Regions from separate parts of the Homo sapiens genome. Here region 2 is linked to region 1. A link is an interaction called in ENCODE POLR2A ChIA-PET data of the cell type or tissue named here. Cell type or tissue: PC-3. All regions are shown on one strand.

What was found. Peaks named below come from ENCODE experiments on the same cell type or tissue, not always from the same donor. Only the 100,000 strongest peaks of a DNase experiment are listed, where the experiment ranks them.
Region 2: POLR2A ChIA-PET joins it to region 1 with 7 read pairs; 15 of 35 experiments call an interaction of 5 or more read pairs at or near these places.

Annotation. Positions count from the first base shown.
Region 1 is chr1:153,826,023-153,828,522 of GRCh38, forward strand. It overlaps GATAD2B (GATA zinc finger domain containing 2B), which reads right to left. Exons shown (of 11, transcript NM_020699.4): 2 at 1,991-2,326. The coding sequence starts at 2,325. Among named protein-coding and RNA genes, the nearest start is that of SLC27A3, 52 kb to the left of the region's middle. In PC-3, a CTCF peak has its summit at 1,745; no DNase peak of the experiment used is centred here.
Region 2 is chr1:153,991,612-153,994,111 of GRCh38, forward strand. RPS27 (ribosomal protein S27) reads left to right here. Exons shown (of 4, transcript NM_001030.6): 3 at 1-65; 4 at 454-544. The coding sequence ends at 482. NUP210L (nucleoporin 210 like) reads right to left here. Exons shown (of 40, transcript NM_207308.3): 39 at 1,404-1,478; 40 at 1,079-1,324. The coding sequence ends at 1,224. Among named protein-coding and RNA genes, the nearest start is that of RPS27, 2.1 kb to the left of the region's middle. RefSeq lists enhancers at 1-75, 1-69. In PC-3, no CTCF peak of the experiment used is centred here; no DNase peak of the experiment used is centred here; H3K4me3 peaks cover 1,384 bases.

The DNA of each region.
Region 1 (2,500 bases):
AGACGAAGTCTCGCTCTGTCGCCCAGGCTGGAGTGCAGTGGAGCAATCGCGGCTCACTGCAACCTCCACCTCCCGGGTTCACACCATTCTCCTGCCTCAGCCTCCCAAGTAGCGGGGACTACAGGCACCTGCCACCATGCCTGGCAAATTTTTTGTATTTTTAGTAGAGACGGGGTTTCACGGTGTTAGCCAGGATGGTCTCGATCTCCTGACCTCGTGATCCACCCGCCTCATGATCCACCCGCCTCGGCCTCTCAAAGTGCTGGGATTACAGGCGTGAGCCACCGCACCCAGCCTAAACTGAATGTTTTAAAAGCTAGGGTTGGCTGGGTGTGATGGCTCATGCCTATAATCCCAGCACTTTGGGAGGCAGAGGTGGGCAGATCACCTGAGGTCAGGAGTTCGAGACCAGCCGGGCTACCATGGTGAAACCCCATCTCTACTAAAAATACAAAACTAGCTGGGTGTGCAGGCACGCGCCTGTAATCTCAGCTACTTAGGGGAGTAGAGAGGCAAGAGAATCACTTGAACCCAGGAGGTGGAGGGTGCAGTGAGCCTAGATCGTACCATTGCACTCAGCCTGGGCAAAAAGAGTGAAACTCCATCACACACACACACACACAACTTGGGTTATAAGCTGGGTGTGGTGGCTCACAACAGTAGTCCCAGCACTTTGGGAGGCCAATGTGGGAAGATCACTTGAGGCTGAGAGTTTGAGACCAGCCTGGGCAACATAGTGAGACTCTGTCTCTACAAAAGTATTCAAAAATTAGCTGGGTGTGATGATGCACACCTGTAGTCCCAGCTACTTGGGAGGCTAGGGCGCGAAGATAACTTGAGCCCAGGAGTTGGTGGTTACAATGAGCTATGATCATGCTACTGCACTCAAGACTGTGTGACAAAGTGAGACCCTATCTTAAAAAAAAAAAAAAAAAAAAAACTGGCTGGATGCTGTGGTGCATGTCCATAATCCGGCACTTTAGGAGGCTGAGGAGGGAGGACCACTTGAGCTCAGGAATTCGAGACCAGCCTGGGTAATATGGCAAAAACCTGTTTCTATAAAAATACAAAAATTAGACAGGCATGGTGGGATGTGCCTGTAGTCCCAGCTACTCAAGGGGGGTGGGGTGTGGGTTGGGGTTGAGGGGGGAAGATCGCTTGAATCCAGGGTATCAGGCCACTCACTACACGCCAGCCTAGGCAACAGAGCGAGACCTTGCCTCAAAAAAAAAAAAAAAAGCACCAAAAAAACTCATAAAAAACAAAAAGAAAAAAAAAACCCCAACTAGGGTTATCTATACTATGATTCACTGCACAGGGAGACTCAACCATTGGCCAGTTCCAGGTACCTCTCCTTACTGTGTGCTCTACAGTTTCAAGTACTCAACCTTGAAAGACACCAGAAAAAAAGGCCTGGGAAAACATGTTGCATGTGTGAGTGAAAGAGAGAGTAACATACATGTACAAGTGAATGTATATGTATATGGGGGAGCTGGGGGAAGTGGTACAGATACAGCAAGAATGCAGAGACTTACCACATGAAGATAATTTGCTTTCTGACACAAGAAAAGCTAGGCCCATGTTTTTGGATGTAATAAAAGCTGGGACTCCACAATAAATACATCCTAAAACTCCTGGAATTATCTGACAAAAAGACTATTTTTCTCCTCCTAAGACGGCCATGAAGATTAGAATGAAGGTATATATTAACTCACTTCCATTTGGCCTATCAGCTCTCTAGTGCCCCCTTTATCTAGAAATGACCATTTTTTCTCTTAAGAGTAAGAACTACGATTCTCTGTAGGCTAAGCAGTTTTTGAGGCACCTGGTTTCATTTGGAAATAAAATGAATTTATGGTCAAACTCGATGATATATCTTCTTTTAAGAATCTTTAGGATGAAAAACACCCTCCTCTCATTGGAATTCATTCCATTTTCACAGGCTTTATGAGACGACCCTATCCCTGGAGGCAGCTGAACTGAGCCATACCTCCGTCTAGCACTCATATCCACAGGCTCATCATTGATGTTTTCTTTGCCTGGCCTTCCAGCAGTCCTGTTGTCTCCATGAGGCCTGAGATTCCCGTTAAGTTTTTCTTCATAGCCCTTGACACCACTGCCATCCTGTTTGGTGGGTAACTCATGTGGCACCTCAAGATTTGCCAAATCCTTCCTTTTGAGCAATGCCAACATTTTCAGACGTTCCATGGCCTCATGCCCCTCCATTTTGAGTCGCTTTGCCAGGACATCATCTCGCTCATCTGCTGGGTCCAAGCTCCGCTTCAACAGATTCAAGCGAAGAGCATCTTCTGTCATTCTATCCATCCTATGGAAAGAAAAATACAAGTAAGATCAGAATAAAGTCCCTTAAATAGTCCATTTTTAAAAAGGTGGAATGGTGAAGTTATTAACAAGAATCTCTCTCTCACACATACACACACACACACACACACACACACACACACACACAAAGTTCAAAGTTAACTAAGCTATGTCCTAC
Region 2 (2,500 bases), 170 kb after region 1:
TTTGTGTGTTGGCTGCTCCACTGTCCTCTGCCAGCCTACAGGAGGAAAAGCAAGGCTTACAGAAGGTAAATGGTTTACTAATGTGATTTGGGGCTTTGAGTTTGATTTTTAGAAATGGAAACATTTCTTAGGATTTTTCGGTCTTAACAGTGACAGGGATCATCTATAATGTAAATTTTTAGACAAGAAGTGTTGGATTTGGTTGTTTTAACTAGATACTACCAAAAGCTATGTATTAATCTCAAAGCACTACTGTCTAAAGCGGGGATAAATGGGTGATAAAAGGGCTTAAGTTGATAGGAAGTAACCAGTGATACAAATGCGCAGGTAGCTAAGAGTTGAGAAAAAAGATGTAGCTTTCTGTGGGTGGATCATCATGCATCTGCTTTTTTGGGAGAGGTGGGCAGAATACCTGTACTGATGACAGCTAATCTCTGAATCTTTTTCCTCCAGGATGTTCCTTCAGGAGGAAGCAGCACTAAAAGCACTCTGAGTCAAGATGAGTGGGAAACCATCTCAATAAACACATTTTGGATAAATCCTGTTTATTGTCTTGTTTAAGTGTTAGGAAGTTCCTGTCTCAAGTATTCTGGGGCAACCAGGAAGAGGAGAATATTAGAGTCATTTGGGGCACGTAAGTGGCCAAGTACTTTAAAAGTCCCTTTGGGGGCATTTTTAACCACCTAGGCTCATTGGATAAATTTGTTTTTTTTTTAAACTGTGATACTATCTCAAGTGTTGTGTTTGGTGTTTTTTTTTTTTTTTATAAGAGAGATGGAATCTTGCTCTGTTGCCCAGGCTGGAGTGCAGTGGCACAATCTTGACTCATTGCAACCTCTGCCTCCCAGGTTCAAGTGATTCTCCTGCCTCAGCCTCCTGAGTAGCTAGGATTACAGGTGTGTACCACCATGCCTGGCTAATTTTTGTATTTTTAGTAGAGACGGGGTTTCACCATGTTGGTCAGGCTGGTCTCAAACTCCTAACCTGGTGATCCGCCTGCCTAAGTGCTGGGATTACAGGCGTGAGCCACCGCGCCCGGCCGACAGTTAACTCTTTACAATACAGTCTGACATACCAGTTTTAAGAAACAGCTTAGGATGCTTTATTTATAGTTCTCAGAAGCCTTATCTGGAAACTTAATGTAGAAGTTGCTGTTAGGCTTCTTGTCGAGGACTAGAAATCTTCATTCCCCTGCAGTTAAGAGAAACTTGTCCAAGCAGAGGTTAGTGCCTTATACTCCATAACCAATGTTGCAGCCGACTTTGGGCCAATGGAGGTTGTAGACTCATGAAGTGAGGGGGAGAACTTGTGGAGTTAAAAAAACCTAGAAGAAGAGGGAAAAGTTGAGTGAATTAAACGTGTGTATCTGAGCTTTTCAAAGATGAGGACAGAGGCTTTTTTACCTGGCTGTGGTGTTCCTAGAGTTGGTACATACACAACTGGAACTGTTTGTATCTTGTTTAGGAAGGCATTGTATGCTGGAAAAAGGACAGGAAATGTCACAAGGCATATCTGAGGAAGGCCTTAAAAGGCAAAGTCAACTCTAGAATGAGAATATTGCTAAAAATAATTCTTAAAAATAAGTAATAGTAATGGCACTATTACAGGAAGTTTTTATCCCAATTTAACCCATTTTAGAGTTACTTTCAGCTTTTGGCTGAAAGGGGGAAAATGGCCGGGCACGGTGGCTCACGCCTGTAATCGCAGCATTTTGGGAGGCTGAGGTGGGCGGATCACGAGGTCAGGAGATTGAGACCATCCTGGCTAACACAGTGAAACCCCGTCTCTACTAAAAATATAAAAAATTAGCTGGGCGTGTTGGCGGGTGCCTGTAGTCCCAGCTACTCAGGAGGCTGAGGCAGGAGAATGGTGTGAACCTGGGAGGCGGAGCTTGTAGTGAGCTGAGATCGTGCCACTGCACTCCAGCCTGGGCGATAGAGCCAGACTCTGTCTCAGAAAAAAAAAAAAAAGTGGGGAAATGGAGTAGACAATAGTGTTGTGTTAATTTTTTTTTTTTTAGGCTGTGTGTGGTGGCTCACGCCTGTAATCCCAGCACTTTGGGAGGCCTAGGTGGGCAGACCACCTGAGGTCAGGCATTCAAGACCAGCCTGGCCAACATGCCACTAAAAATAAAAAATTAGACAGGTGTGGTGGCGGGTGTCTGTAATTCCAGCTACTCGAGAGGCTGAGGCAGGAGAATCGCTTGAAACTGGGCGATGGAGGTTGCAGTGAGCCAAGATTGCACCACTTCACACCAGCCTGGGTGACAATGGGACTCCATCTCAAAAAAATTTTTTTTTAGACACACAGTATCACTGGAGTACAGTGGCACAATCATGGCTTACTGCCACCTTGAATTCCCTGTCTCAAGAAATCCTGCCTCAGCTTCCCTAGTAGCTGGGACTAGATGTGTGCCACCACCACACCCAGCTAATTTTAAAGTTTTTTTGTAGAGATGGAGTCTCTCTGTGTTGCCCAGGCTGGTCTTAAATTCCTAGAC